Regions from separate parts of the Homo sapiens genome. Here region 2 is linked to region 1. The links are chromatin loops, found by intact Hi-C in ENCODE. Cell type or tissue: heart left ventricle. All regions are shown on one strand.

The links. Hi-C counts contacts between places; a loop is a spot of excess contacts. Peaks named below come from ENCODE experiments on the same cell type or tissue, not always from the same donor. Only the 100,000 strongest peaks of a DNase experiment are listed, where the experiment ranks them.
Region 2: a loop joins it to region 1, with 2.6 times the contacts of the local background. A loop is called at or near these places in 3 of 110 quality-filtered maps.

Annotation. Positions count from the first base shown.
Region 1 is chr15:77,408,137-77,416,136 of GRCh38, reverse strand. The region is part of intron 1 of PEAK1 (pseudopodium enriched atypical kinase 1); the gene reads left to right. Among named protein-coding and RNA genes, the nearest start is that of PEAK1, 8.0 kb to the left of the region's middle. RefSeq lists an enhancer at 1-471. In heart left ventricle, no CTCF peak of the experiment used is centred here; no DNase peak of the experiment used is centred here; H3K27ac peaks cover 331 bases.
Region 2 is chr15:77,328,741-77,336,740 of GRCh38, reverse strand. All of the region lies in intron 2 of PEAK1 (pseudopodium enriched atypical kinase 1), which reads left to right. Among named protein-coding and RNA genes, the nearest start is that of PEAK1, 87 kb to the left of the region's middle. In heart left ventricle, no CTCF peak of the experiment used is centred here; no DNase peak of the experiment used is centred here.

The DNA.
Region 1 (8,000 bases):
AAAAGGAAAAGTAAGATAAAGACCTAATGAAGTCTCTGAGACTTGGTGATTAGGATGTCTTTTATAACTTCAGCTAGAGCACTTAGCTACATTGTAATGCATGGGGGTGGGTGTTGAAAAGTGAATGACAACTGTAAGTGTAGCTAATTGAGAGGGGTACAATGTTTTCAACAAAGGACTCTGAAGGAGTCTTTAAGCAGGGGGAGATACTTGGGATTTAGAGAATCTTGGACATTCTTAATGTGAGCCTGGAAAGAGCCACTGGAGAGGAGAAACTGAAGAAGAGTGTATATGTGTGTGTTTGGTGGGCGTGGGAGACTGGCTGGTGGATGGAGACAAGGATTTGAAGGTAATAAGGAATGGGATCCAGGGCGTAGGCAGAGAAGTTGGTCTTAAGTAGAAGGTAGTCTCACTTTTCCAGTGAGCAGAAAGGAAGGAGATGGATGGCAATGTAAATAAGTTTGTAACTGACAGGGCAGGAAGGAAGAGTTGATGACATGTCTTGTGTAATTTTTGATCATCTGCTAAGAGTGAAGGGAACGTGGTAGAATAGGAGTTTTTAAACAATGTATGTGAGGCCAAGTGCTGTGGCATGTGCCTGTAGTCCCATCTACTCAGTAGGCTGGGGCAGGAGGATCGCTTGAACCCAGAAGTTGAAGGCCAGCCTGGGCAACATAATGAGACCCTATCTCTTAAAAAACACACACACAAACAAAAAAGCCAGGTAAAATTAATCCACCCCTGTGAAAGGAATGGAAAAAAAGATAGTCTGTAGTTTATACATACTCTTTGTAAACGGCTTCCAAGGGAATGGCTAACAGTGGATGGGGTGGAGGTAAGGGAGAGAGAGGTAAACAGACACATGACTAGGAAACTGAAGAAGGATTGTTAGTTACATGACTAGGAAACTGAAGAAGGATTGTTAGTTAGCATTGAGGACCTGTTTATTTCAGATTGTAGACCTCACATTTGTAGCAGTACCAATTTTCGTGGTTGATTTTTCTCCAGCAGTGAGTGATCAGACTATCTGAAGAAACTATTTAATACTCTCAAGAACCTTATGAGTTATGTATTGTTACTGTTACTCTCCTTGTTTGTAAGATGAACAGCTTGGGTTTAAATTCTGCCCAGGCTGTTATCTGCTGCTTTGTAGATATCTGTTTGGTAGAGATATCTGAAGGACAGTTGGTTGAGGGAATTAATGATATTGAGTATTGTAGCTCTACTGAAGAACTATGGAGTCCTCCTGGATTATGAGCTGGAAGCCTGTAAGGAGGTGATCCAGTTGGGAGAAAATGAGGAGCATGAAATGCTAGAAGTCAGTGTGAAGCTGTAGAGCAAATGAAGAGCAAATAATACTAGCTTCTATTTGTGGAGTACCTCCTATGTGCTAGACACTTTAATACCTAATTCTGATCCTAACACTAACTCAACAATTTTGTTATTTACCTTATATTATTTCCTTTGTTCTCCTTCAGATGAAGAAACTGAGGATTAGAAAGGTTAAATAACATATTCAGACACACCCTGTCAAGTGATGGAACCAGGATTCAAAGCCCATTCTTTCTTGTCCAAACCATGTTCGTTTCAAGTCAGAGGATAAGATAGAAAATACAGTAATTGGGCCTGGCATAGTGGGTCATACCTGTAGTCCCAGCACTTTGGGAGGCCAAGGTGGGTTGAGGTCAGGACATTAAGATCAGCCTGGGCAAAATGGTGAAACCCCGTCGCTTACAAAAAAAAAAAAAAAATACAAAAAATTAGCTAGGCATGGTGGTGCACACCTGTAGTCCCACCTACTCAGGAGGCTGAGGTGGGAGGATCACTTGAGCCTGGGAGGTTCAATCTGCAGTGAACTGTGATTGTGCCACTGCACTCCAGCCTGGGTGACAGAGCAAGACCCTGTCTCAAAAAAAAAAAAAAAAAAAAGAAGGAAAGAAGGAAGGAAAGACAGAAGGAAAGGAAGGAAAGAGAAAGAAGGAAGGAAGGAAAGAAAGAAAAGAAAGAAAATGCAGGCTGGGTGTGGTGGCTTATTCCTGTAATCCCAGTACTATGGGAGGCTGAAGTGGGAAGATCGTCTGAGCCCAGGAGTTTAAGACCAGCCTAGGCGACATAGGGAGGCCTCATCTCTAAAAACTATAATAAATTAGCCGGGTGTGGTGGCATGTGCCTGTGGGCCTAGCTACTTAGGAGGCTGAGGTCAGAGGATCACTTGAGCCTGGATGGTAGAGGCTGTAGTGAGCCATGATTGCACCACTGCACCCCAGTCTGGGCAACAGAGTAAGACCCTGTCTCAAAGAAACAAACAGAAAAACTGCTGCTATATACTCTTCACCTGGGTTCCTCTAATGTTAACATCCTACATAACCATGGTGCATTTATCAAGCTAAGAAATTAGTATTGGTACGATGCTTCAACCAAGCTTCAAACTGCTTTAATATTTTACCAGTTTTTCTAGTATTCTTTTTCCATTCTGTTATCCAAACCTTGATATTGCATTGCTTTAGTTGTCTTCTTTGTCTCTCCCAATGTGTGGCAGTTTCTTGGTCTTTTCTTATCTTTTATAACCTTGACACAAGTATTTTGTAGAATGTTCTTCAGTTTAGGTTTGTCTGATGTTTTCTCATGATTAGATTGGGGTTATGGATTTTGGGGGAGAGTACTGCAAAGGTGAAGTGCCCCTATTATTTCATACAGGAGGTGCATGATATCAAATAATTTATCACTTGTGAGCACTCTGTTACGGTGGTTTCTGCTAGGTTTGTCCACTGTAAAGTTACTATTTTTCCTTTCCCATAGTCCGTGCACTAGAAACAGGTTGCTAAGTGTAGCCCACACTTAAAGGGATGGAAATTAAACTCCACTTCCTGGAGGGAGAAGTATAAAAGAATTTGTGGACATATATTAAAACCACCACAGTAATTGGTAAATATTTTGAGAGAGCTACTTTGAGGCTTTGCCAGTATCCTGTTTCTGCCCACTAATTTTAGCATTCATTAGTGGATCTTGCCTGCAGCAATTATTGCTGTGGCTTCTGAAGGTACTTTTTTAAATTTTCCTCATTCTTTCTACATTTATTAATTAGAATTCTTCTATAAGGAAGGTTTTCCCTTCTATCTAATCATTTATCTCAGTTCAAATTCATAGATATTTATTTTATTCTTAGTGTTAGAATTAAATGCTATCATTATTTTGTTGCTCAAATTATTCCAGTTTTGGCCCTTGGGATCTCTTTTAGGTCTACTTCTGTGTCTTTTTGGCATATTTCTATCCTTTTTTTATGCGTATGTACATGCACACTTCTTTATTCTCTGACACTACCACATGCTTCAGGTTCATCTTGTTTTTTTTTCCTACCTCAGCCCTAGAATCAATTATTTCTCTAAGGAACCTTGGTTCCTTTCATTGGAGGATGATATTTTGAAGCCAAGATCTGGATGCTAAGTGTGCTCATTGCTGTGGAGTATCATTGCTCCTAGACTTTCTCAGTGGAAAGAACTAGGAAATGCATGTATGTATACTAATCCACGTATCCATGTACAATTATGTAAAAATCTGTATTTCTGTATATAAAAATATAAATATACTGATTGTCTGTGACTCTAACTGGATATGTTTTGATACAGATAGATTTACTGATGGATTGGTTGTAGAATGTGAAAAGAAAAGAGTAATGGATCACTCCAAGGTTTTTGACTTGAGCAACTGGAAGGATAGAGTTGTCATTAATAGAAATGAGGAAGACTTGAGGACGGTGCAGAGCAGGTTTTTGGGGAGAGTTTAGGAGTTCTGTTCTAGACTGGTTAAGTTTTTGAGATGTCTAATAGACATGCTAAGTAATAGAGATATTAAGTCAGCAGTTGAACATGGGAATCTAGAGTTCAGAGAAGAATGGTCCAGGTTACATTTGGGACTTGTCAGTATAGATTAGATCACCTGAGGAGTGAGGGTAGCTAGAGAAGAGAAGAAATTTAAGGACTGGCCCATGGGGCATTCCAGTCAGAGAGATAAGGAGGAGCAGTTCCACATAATGATAAGGGCTGAGGTGTGGTTATAGGGTGGATTTCATATCATTAATAAACACTTAATACCTATTATTTGCAAGATACCAAGTTATGTTTGGGGTTAACATCACTCCCTCCATAAATTTATAAGACAAATTACAGACTTAAAAAGAGAATAGCAGTAGAAGGCCACATACCTGATAAAGATATAAAGTACTAGGGGCTGGGTGTGGTGGCTCATGCCTGTAATCTCAGCTCTTTTGGAGGATGAGGCGGGAGGATCACTTGAGGCCAGGAATTTGAGACCAGCCTGGGTAGTGAGACCCACCCCCAACCCCCATCTTTACAAAAAGTAAAAAAGTATTAGCTGGGTGTGCTGGCCCATGCCTGTTTTAGCTACTTAAGTGGCTGAGGCAGGAGGATTACTTGAGTCCAGAAGTTCAAGGCTGCAGTGAGCTATGATCGCACCACTGCTCTCTAGCCTAGGTGACATCGCAAGACTGTATTTAAAAAAAAAGGTATGAAGTACTAATGAAGCTTATTAGAGAATGTGGACATGAGAAACTATGAACTCAAATATGTGTCAGCTATATTTAAACACCGATGTAAGCATGTGTGCGTCAAGAAACTTGTCAAGGCTTTATGTACACACTAGTAATTATCAACCAGTAGAAGTTTCTCCATATGTTAACATTAGTTTCGGAGGTTGTTTCTGTTCTTACTTCCTTTCCATTATTAGGTCTTGGGTTGTTAATTGTGCCTGTAGTCATTGGCTATCAATTAAGCCACTCAGTGAACTGATGAGGAGTGTTTCTGCTGCCCTCGACTTTTTAATTTTTGGCTCTCTGCTACCTTTTCACAATCAATAGGATTTAACTTCAGACTGCATACAATCAAATGTTTCCATTTACAAGCAGGGTTGTAAATCAAGCAGGGTTGGCCTTACCATCTGCCGTGAATTTGCCCCACCTTTTTTTTTTTTTAACTATTTCTTTCACATGTGGTCTTAGACATTCACATTTATCATCTGGTTATTAAAGTCAAACCCAAAATAACAATTTTAGAATTTTAAAAATAATTACAACATGTAGCCTGGTAAACCAAAGTTTTAGTAAAACATTTTAATTTCAACCCCTTTGCATTAAAAATAGGTAGGCTTTCATTGCCAGCTGATAAGAGGTGGTAGTATGGCATGAGGCAGGCAAATAGCACCTATCTAGTAATTATTTAAGTGTCAGTCACTCTTCAGGAACTACAAGAAAAATAACAGGTGTATCTACTTTGTAGGATAGGGGGCAGGTAATTGCAGGATTCCATTCTTATTTCTACCTCCGAATAGTCGACAAAGCTATTATCCAGGTTTATGGACCAGTGTGTTGTATTTATTAGTTGTGAGAAATCTGAGCATATTTATATGCTGAGTGGAAAGAGCCAATGCATTGAGTGCAAAGACTGTATCTTATTAGCACAGTTCCTAACAAGTAGTGGATATTCAAATATTTGTTGAATGAAAGATTTCAATAAGGTACTTTACCCTTATAAAATTTAAGACATGAAGATTTATTTAGCTTGTTCAAGAAAGCTGAAGATATTAAAAATTTTCATTGTTTAAGTCAGAGTTAGTGTAAAACAAAATAAATCTGTAAGGTAACATCCTCATTTTAGGCCAAGCCAAACAAATCATACCACTTTGTAAAAACATGATCACAGACGGGTGCGATGGCTCACACCTGTAATCCCAGCATTTTGGGAGGCCAAGGCAGGCAGATCACCTGAGGTCGAGAGTTCGAGACCAGCCTGACCCACATGGAGAAAGCCCATCTGTACTAAAAATACAAAATTAGCTGGGCGTGGTGGCGCATGCCTGTAATCCCGGGAGGCTGAGGTAGGAGAATCACTTGGGAGGCTGAGGAGCTACTCAGGAGGCTGAGGCAGGAGAATAACTTGAACCTGGGAGGCAGAGGTTCCAGTGAGCCGAGATCATGGTGAGCCAAGATCGTGCCATTGCACTCCAGCCTGGGCAAAAAGAGCGAAACTCTGTCTAAAAAAAAAAAAAACACACACACACACCAAAAAACAAAACAAAACAAAAAAACCACGATTACTGTCTTTCAAGTAGCTCATAACCTGCCCTCCAAGAATAGTCAAGAATTCTAGTTCAGAAGTCACACTGCCTGGATTTGAATTTACCAGCTCAGCCACTTCCTGGCCATGTGACTTTATGTTAGTTTCTTAACTGTGCTTCAGTTTCCTCATTTGTAAAATAAGGATAATACTTGTACTTACTTTATGGGGTTGTGAGGTGAAATTAGAATATATGTCATGCATATATACAAGTGTTCAGTTTTTAACTGTTATTCTAAAAATGCTAAGAGGCTAGTATCTTAAGGTTTTTTATTTTCTCAAAATTGCATATGCTGAGTGTTAAAGGAAAACAAATCCCTCTGTGAACAAGAAAAAACACTGACAGAAAGTATACCACTATACTCATAATGATATGTTGAGACAGTGAGTAATGGGTTTTCTGCTTTTTGCCATCTCCATTTTTTCTTTTATTTGTTGAACAGATTTTTATTAAATGCTTAACTATGCGTCAAACACTGGGCTTTCATGAGCATGTTACTTTCTGAGAGTAAGCAACATTGTGGTTAAGAACATGGATTTGGGACCCAGACTGCCTGGAGCTGAATCTCATCTTTACCACTTGGGAAAATCACTTTCTTTCCTGGTGCCTTAGTTTTCTTATGTGTAAAATGGGGGAAGTGATAGCATCAACCTCAGAGGGTTTTTAATGAGCTCATATTTGAAAAGTACTTAAAATAATGCCTGAAGCATAGTATCATGTGTGTGCTAAATAATATAAAAGATGATAGAAATATTCCATTTAAAAATAAAGATTTTAATTTTCCCAGTACATTTATACTTTCACCCACATTGACAGGAGCACTTTTATTGTTTAAAGTTAGGGTCCCCTCTTAATTTTCAAAGTAGATTCAGTTTTGTTATCGCAAGGGAAGATGCCATGGTACCACTCTTAAATATTTTTGTGTTTGTTTGTTTTTGAGATGGGGTCTCACTCCGTTACTTAGGCTGGAGTGCAGTGGCATGATCATGGCTCACTGCAGACTTGACCTCCCGGGCTCAAACGATCCTCCCACCTAAGCCTCCTGAGTAACTGGGACCACAGGGGCATGCCACCACATCCGGCTAATTTTTAAAATTATTTTTTGGAGACAGTTTCCCTGTGTTGCCCAGGATGATTGCAAACTCCTGGGCTCAGGTGATCCTCCCGCCTCAGCCTCCCAAAGTGCTGTGATTGCAGGCATGAGCCATCACATCCTGCTTCAATTCTTAAATATTTTGGAATAATTAGTTGAATATTTCAAATGCTGAAAAACTGCCTTCTTTCTAGGCGTGCTACAATATTTGTAGATTTTATTTGAGTATGAAGTAGTTTTTTAATTGTGGAGGTTTGTGTGAAAGAAGAGTTAAGGCATTGGAGAAACAGTAGAAAATATCTTCTAATGCCAGTTCTCTACTTCATTTGAAAAACTGTTTCTGCAGCAGTATTCCTAGACTGTTTTTTTTTTTAAATTTTTATTTCATAGGTTTTCAGGGAACAGGTGGTGGTTGGTTACACAGATAAGTTCTTTAGTGGTGATTTCTGAGATTTTTGGTGCACCCATCGCCAAGCAGTGTACGCTGTACCCCATGTGTACCCCTCACCCCCCTCCCACCCTTCCCCCTGTGTCCCCAAAGTCCATTTTATCATTCTTATGCCTATGCATCCTCATAGCTTAGCTCCCACTTAGAAGTGAAAACTTGTAAGTTCTCAGGTTTTCCATTCCTGAGTTACTTCACTTAGAATAATGGTCTCCAATTCCATCCAGGTTGCTGCCACTGCCATTATTTTGTTCTTTTTTATGGCTGAGTAGTATTCCAGGGTGTGTGTGTGTGTGTGTGTGTGTGTGTGTGTGTATGTATATATGTGTATAC
Region 2 (8,000 bases), 79 kb after region 1:
GGTGTATTCAACTCCATGTGCCATTAATAATGTTGCAGTGATAATCTTCATTTTATTTTATAGAGGTATATAATCAAGAATGTGATTGATCTGTTGTTGGATGTCCATTATTAAGTTCACCAGGTATTGCCAGATTGCTCTGTAGGATGACTAGATAGTTTTTACTGCTTTGAGCAGTGCATGAGGATTCACAGACTCTATATTTCATGTGGGCAACAAGCAACAAGCAACTGAAGAGCTGCTTTTATAGACATGATTAGCAAACGGCCAAATTATTTATGTGTGAATAATATAAAACCAAAGTAGGTTACCATTAACCCCTCACTCAGAAGGGACTCCTGAGTGGAAAAGCTGCCTTGGTTCCTAGTAAACGTCTCTATAATGAGAGCTTTTTGGTGAGAGAATATGAGGGTGAGCCCTCGTTGCAAGTAACTCTGCCTACCAGCCATGTGGACAGTTTAGTTCTGCAAGATGTAAATGATTAGATTCTTTGTGCCCATTGTGGTTCTTGGAATGCAAACATGAATGAGGCTGATTCTCTGCCCCTGAAGCTCTGTGGTTGTAGAACAAGTAGGTGCAGGTCTTGTGCTCATCTGTCTTTTGGAGAGACCCCTTTGCTTCATCTCAGAGAAGTTGGCACTCACTGTTTAGTCTTTCATAGCAGTCTTTTAATGGCACTGTTATTCTTGTTATCTTACCTTCAAAAATTAAGACACAGAGATACCTGGGTCTATTAACTCTGACCATTTGGAGTCCTACTAGTCCATCATTATACCTAACCTGGTAAAAGATTTCCCAGAAAGAGATAGGTGTTCTTATTGTGGCATTTGTTTCCTGAAGTGCAATGATTGGGGTGGGAAGGATGGCATGTTGTCAAGTCTCTTTGAATTGGTAAAATGGAGATTGGAAACCATTACCTAGAAGCATGGATTAATTAAAAGTAGTGAGAGGGCTGTGTACAGTGACTCACACCTGTAATCTGAGCACTTTGGGAGGCTGAAGTGGGAGGATTATTTGAGGTCAGTAGTTTGAGACCAGCCTGGGCAACATGGGTCAGCCTGGGCAAGACCCTGTCTTTACAACAGCAGCAAAAAATTAGCTGCATGTGGTAGTGCACGCCTGTAGTCCTAGATACTCAGGAGGCTGTGTCAGGCGGTTCGCTTAAGCCCAGACTTCATGGCTGCAGTGAGCTATGATCATGTCACTGTGATCCAACCTGGGCAACAAGCCAGACCCTGTCTCTTGAAACAAAGTAGTAAGCATCAACGTGATGTATAGTGATAAGAATACAGACAACAGTATTGGGCAAAATAGCAGAAAAAAAAGTTTCCTATCTTCACCCATCTAAATTTCCATTAAAAAGACCACTAGATACATAGATGAATGGGAAAAACACTGCATGTGTATTAGAAGCTAGAGCTTAATGCCACTCATGCCAGAAAACCCAGAATAATCTTTGTTAGGCAGCATTGCTTATGGTCCTGGAATGAAAGAAGTAATTGAGGAGGAGCCCCTGAAGGAGAATCTTTCTGAGAGAGGACTCTTAAGTTGGGAGGGACAGTAAACTTAATGCATGTTCCTACAAAGCACAGTGTTTAAATCCCTCTCTTGGCTCTTTGACCAGAAGCATTTGTGAACACTGTTTATAGATCTAGAGTTTGCTTATAGCACCTCCCTAGAAGAAACCTGTCCACATAGGTGGCCTAGTCACTAAGTTCCCAGCTACCAACCCTCCTGCCTCAAACCCTGTTCAGATTGCTGGATAGCTCAACTAGCAATCTGTTGAGATTTGTGTTCTCAAAAAGGTTTAGTCATTAAACCTGGGGAAGCTGGATATCAGTAATAAAAAGGAAGCAATCTGACAGGATTCTGAAGGCATGAAAATACAGTTGCCAAATTAAAATCTCTGGATGCAGTGAATAGCAAATTAGACACTACAAAAATAAATCAAAATGACAAAATAAGACAAAAGGAAGACAGGTCAGGAGATAAAATGTATTGTACAAACAGCAAGAATATCAGAAAGAGAGAGATGTAGCACACACATTGTTAAAAAAATAGATGGAAATGATGCTGATCCAAAAGTAATACAAATAAAAATATGAAAATATTTCCTGCTGGACTTTTCGTAATTGTAGGCATTTATGCTAGAGACAATATGAAAGGAACCGAGTTGATGGAGGTATAGAGAACCAACCCATAAATTCTCGCATGAAAGAGCAAACTGCCTGGGTCGTGAGTGGAAGAGATGCTGAATAAATCTGACTAAATCTCCTCTACTTCTCGGAAACAAGGATAAGCAGGTACAAGTAGAAGCCTGGCAAGATGGGAGACCTTCATCTGGAAAATATTTCTTCTTCCTGGAATAATAAAAGGCCTTCCTTCTGGTGTCAGGACCAGAAACACTACATGGTTGGGCAGTCATTTCAAAAGAGAAGACAGCATTACTATTATGCACAAGTGATCTACCAGAAAATCTAGGAAAATTACCTGAAAGCCTATTTGAACTAAAATTATGTGGTTAGTTACGTCTAAATGTACTGAAGTCAGTACTTTCTCAATATTCAAGGAATACCTAGTTGGAAACTACAATGGAGAAAAAAAATCTCTTAAGTATTTAGAAACGATAAAACAAGTACAAATTATTTTTTAAAAACCTTACAGGATAACATAAAGAGAGTTGAATAAGTACAGAGATTAAACATGTTTCTAATAAGCAGGACTCAGTCTTATATTAATTCTTCCCAAATCTATGAATTTGATGCAATTCTAATCAAAATCTAATTAACATTTTTGATTCAGAAGTGGGATGAAATAGGGAAATTTAACAAAATTGGTCTGAAATTGTTGTAGAATAAGTTTAAAAGAAAATTTTTGAAGGAGTAGCATTATGAAGTTGGAATTGCACCACCATATATTAGAAGATTTTTATAAATCTGCAATGATTAAAACCATATGATATTGACTAAGAATGGAACAAGGTAGAGTCCTAAAATAATACAGATTAATGTATGATAGTGAAGCCATTTCAATTCATTAGGAGAATGAATTAGTAAACAAAAGTGGTAAGAATATTGACTTAAAATTATCACAAGAATATAAAACTAGAGTTGTACTTCATGCCATGAGCTAAGATTTCAGATGGTTAAAATAATGAAAACATTTTAAAATAGAATAAAAACATAAGGAAATGTGTGTGTGTAAATATATAATCAAGTAGTGGAGAAATTATTTTCTATTTTTAATGTTTAAGAAAATATTTATTCTTAGATAAGCTTATATAGTTGTTAGAGAAAAGAAATATACAAGCAAAAAGAAGAAAAAATACCCAGACTTCTACTCAGTTAGAAACCACAAAACCACCATTGGTTTCTAACTTGATAGCATGTTGGTTGTATATAGAAGTGCTCTTCTAAATGCAAAATTAAACAAATAATAACACACAAAAAGTGATTGAATCCGGCACAGTGGCTCGTGCCTGTAATCCCAGCACTTTAGGAGGCTGAGAAAGGAGGATGGCTTGAGCCTAGGAGTTCAAGACCAGCCTGAGCAATAAAGTGAGACCTCTTTGCTATAAATAAATAAATAAATAAATAAAGTGTTTTAGTTGCACAAAAAATTATGTATCAAATACCATCAACAAAATTGAAAGGCAAATGTCAAATATGAAGGAATATTTATGCCATGTGATAAAAATTTAACACCTTTAATGTATGAAGAGCACTTATAAGTCAATAAGAAATGAATGCCTGAATAGGAAAAGGAGCAGTCATGAATAGGGCAGTTTGTCATGGAAAACAAAATCAACCAATAAATGTGGGAAAGCATCATCAATCTCATTAGTAAACAAAGAAATGGATAATAAAACAATAAGGTACCATTAAAAAAAATGAAGTGCCTTTTAAAATCTACTGATAAATGTGGGAAAGCATCCTCAAACTCATTAGTAAACAAAGAAATGGAAAATAATAAGGTACCGTTAAAAAAAAATGAAGTACCTTTTAAAATCTACCAGATTGGTAAAGCTTTTAAAAATGATAATGCCACCATGGGACAGGGTGCTTGGAAACAACCACTGTCCATTAACTAATAAAATTTATATTTTCCTCTAACTTTCCTATTATTTATTTATTTATTTTTTGAGACTCAGTCTTGCTCTGTTGCCCAGCCTGGAGTGCAGTGGTGCAATCTTGGCTCACTGCAACCTCCGCCTCCCGGGTTCATGCCATTCTTCTGCCTCAGCCTCCCGAGTAGCTGGGACTACAGGCACCCGCCACCACACCTGGCTAATTTTTTTGTATTTTTAGTACAGATGAGGTTTCACCGTGTTAGCCAGGATGATCTCAATCTCCTGACCTCGTGATCTGCCCCTCTCAGCCTCCCAAAGTGCTAGGATTACAGGTGTGAGCCACCGCACCCGGCCAAAAAATTTTTCAACAAACAAAAAATATATGGTGACCAGGTATTCCTGTTTAGTTTCAGGGGGAAAAAAATCAACTTTTTGTGTTTTGTCAAAAAAGGACTCACATATGCATTGTTAGTGAGGAGAAATGTAAGCTTATATTACTAGCTATTCTCTAAAGCAACTTATTTTTAAATTTATTTTTATATTTTTTTGAGATGGAGTCTTGCTGTGTCACCCAGGCTGGAATGCAGTGGCGTATTTTTAGTAGAGACAGTTTCGCCATGTTGGCCAGGCTGGTTTTGAACTCCTGACCTCAAGTGATCCGCCCGGCTCAGCATCCCAAAGTGCTGGGATTACAGGTGTGAGCCACCTCGCCCAGCCTCTAGAGCAGTTTAGAAAATGTATTAAAAGCATTCAGAGTGCTGGGCACAGTGGCTTATGCCTGTAATCCCAGCACTTTGGGAGGCCAAGGCAGGCAGATCACAAGGTCAGGAGTTCAAGACCAGCCTGGCCAATATGGTGAGACCCTGTCTCTACTAAAAATACAAAAATTAGCTGGGCGCGGTGGCACGAGCCTGTAGTCCCACGCTACTCAGGAGGCTGAGGCAGGAGAATTGCTTGGACCCAGGAGGCGGAGGTTGCAGTGAGCTGAGATCGTGCCACTGACTCCAGCCTGGGCGACAGAATGAGACTCCATCTCAAAAAAAATAAGTAAGTAAATAAATAAATAAAAGCATTCATGATCTAAATACTTTTTGATCCAACAATTGTACTTAAAATAATTTATCCTAGAGAAATTATCAGAGCTGTGCAGGAAGACATGTATTTCAAAGATATTCTGTGTATACAAGGATATTTATGATACAGTAAATGTAGAAACAACCTAAATAGTTAAAATAGAAAATTGTCCAGGCATGGTGGCTCATGCCTGTAATCCCAGCACTTTGGGAGGCCGAGGCAGGTGGATCACCTGAGGTCAGGAGTTCGAGACCAGCCTGGCCAACATGGCAAAACCCTGTGTGTACTAAAAATACAAAAATTAGCTGGGCGTGGTGGCACATGCCTGTAGTCCCAGCTATTGGGGAGTCCAAGGCATGAGAATCAGTTGCGCCCAGGAAGCGGAGGTTGCAGTGAGCCAAGATCATGCCACTACACTTCAGCCTGGGCAGCAGAGCAAGACTTCGTCTCAAAATAAATAAATAAGTAAAAATTTTAAACATAATAAAATAGAAAATTGATTCAATGTACTACATAGTATATGTCTATAATGGAATGCTATGCAATAATTAGGAATGCTAATAGTAAATGACAAAAGTTGAGTGTAAATTTTAGATATACTTTGATCCTAATTACTCAGCCATTCACTCACAAATACTTAGTACCTACTGTATCCCAGGAATTGTTTTGGAACCAAGAGATAGAGCACTGAGTGAGGAAAAAACAAAACAGGTCATTTCTTTGCCTTCATGGAACTTACATTCTAGTTAGTAGAGAGAGAACAGTGAACAAATAATTTGTCAGTTGGTGATAATTGGAGAAAAATATAACAGAGTAGGGTGATAAGGTGCACCAAGGGAGGGAAAGGGAGAGAATGCCGTTTTATATACCATAGGTCAGGGAAGTGTCTGAAAAATATTTGAATAAAGACCTGAAGAAAGTTAGGGAGGAAGAGAGCAATGTTTACATCTGGGGTAAGAGTATTCCTTGTGGAGGGAACTGTGTGTATTCCAGCAAGAGTAAGGAGGTCAGCTTAACCAGCACAGTTAAACCAGGGAGGAGAATGTATGGGAAACAGGGTGAGAGAAGTGGAGGTTAGGGGTGAAAATGGAGGACCTTGTAGGACCTTTTGTAAGCACTTTGGACTCACACATTGATGAGATGAGAAGCCATTGTAGGGTTTTGAGCAGAGGGATGAAATATGACTGATATTTTAAAAGATCTTTTTAGTGGTTTGGTGTAGAATAGATTGGAGAGGAGCTGTTATGGAATCATGGAGATAAGAGGTGATTGTAATAACCCTGTCAAGAGATGATGGTAGCTTAGACCAATGATGAGAAGTAGTTTGATTCTGGATTTACAACTCTTGCCCACAAAGCCTTGTTAAAAGAAATAATGAAATACGTACATCAACATGTCAATAGTTAATCTCTATTTGGTAGTATTGCTAGTGATTTGTGTTTCTTTATACAGACCAATGTTTTTCAAAATTTCTATATTATTTTAAAAGCAGTAAAAAAAAACTAAAGTGACTTCTACTTTTTTGTATTTTTTCTTGATTTCAGAGTATTATGTGCATTTAAAATTTTAAGAATTTTTTTTTCTTTTTAATATTAGGTAGTCACTTCTGTCTTGTGATTCAGAGGGTGAATAGGTCCAGCTCTTAAATTAGAACCAAGATATTAGTTAACTGACTAGTGTAATTGATCAAGGAAGGAAATTACACTTTTTTCCCCCACTACAGAGGACTGTATTCAGCATTTTCCCTGTCATTCTTGTTTTCCTCTGTAAACTCTAGAAACCCACTTTCATATATTGATAAATTCAATGCCATAAGGAACAATTTTTTCTTATGTATTCTGCTGTTCTTACCTCATCACTAATGCAGAATAACTCAGTGATGAAAAACTGTGCAATATAGTTCAACAGAATGGTCATGTCCAGGTCATCCTTGCTAATGAATGAGAGGTATATCATTGATTTCCTGAAAATCATTTGTATGTATTATTAGAAAATATGATTTTTTTCCTCTGACTTATCTTTCTGATTTGCTTGATTACACCAAATAGTAAGACACTCATAAACCTGCTTACTCTAACTTAGGTGTGAGGTCTAGTGGTCCAGAGCATGCTGGTTGGCAGAGAGGGGATTAAAATTCAGGGTGGAATTCAGACATGGCTATAGACAATCTGGATTTGATTGCATTCCTAAACAACGAATCAACAAAACAAAACCCTTAATTATCTGGAAGCCTAACTTGAGTGTTCTGTTGGTCAATAATAGTAATCCTTGCTTTCAGTGGTAAGGTTGAGTCCTGTAATATTAGTTAGAAAATAGAGATTCTGGCTTTTTACTCTCAGAAGAACCCCTCCAGGTGACATGAAGAGAGGACAAGATAAAATTTTGTTTTGCTCTGCATTTTGGTTCTGAATCATGTTTTACAAGTAAATTGCAGATTTGTAGTGGGACTTGTTCTATAAACAACAAAATTACTTCATGGCCTGTTGGTTGTATCTTAGCCCATTAATTAAAAATAAATGTGCTTTGTTTCATTTTCATGAAAATAGAGAAAGTATATATCATCTTAGACTGTAGATTCTAACGAAATGTAATACATGAACTAAATCTAAAGCTTTCTATACCTTCTGTATCTTTCTGTGCCTACTAAGCAATTTATGTGGTGGATAAATGTTTTATCATGTTTGACTTGTTTTTCTTTGTTTACCTAATTGGCATGTAGATTTTCAGTTTAGTTTTTTAGTGATCCAGGATGGATGTGTTTGTTGTTGCTTCCTGAATGTTTCAGTGAAAATAATTCCTTTGCTCCAAAAACAACTATGTGGTTTATAATGCTTATGTTTTTTGAATTTTTCCATCA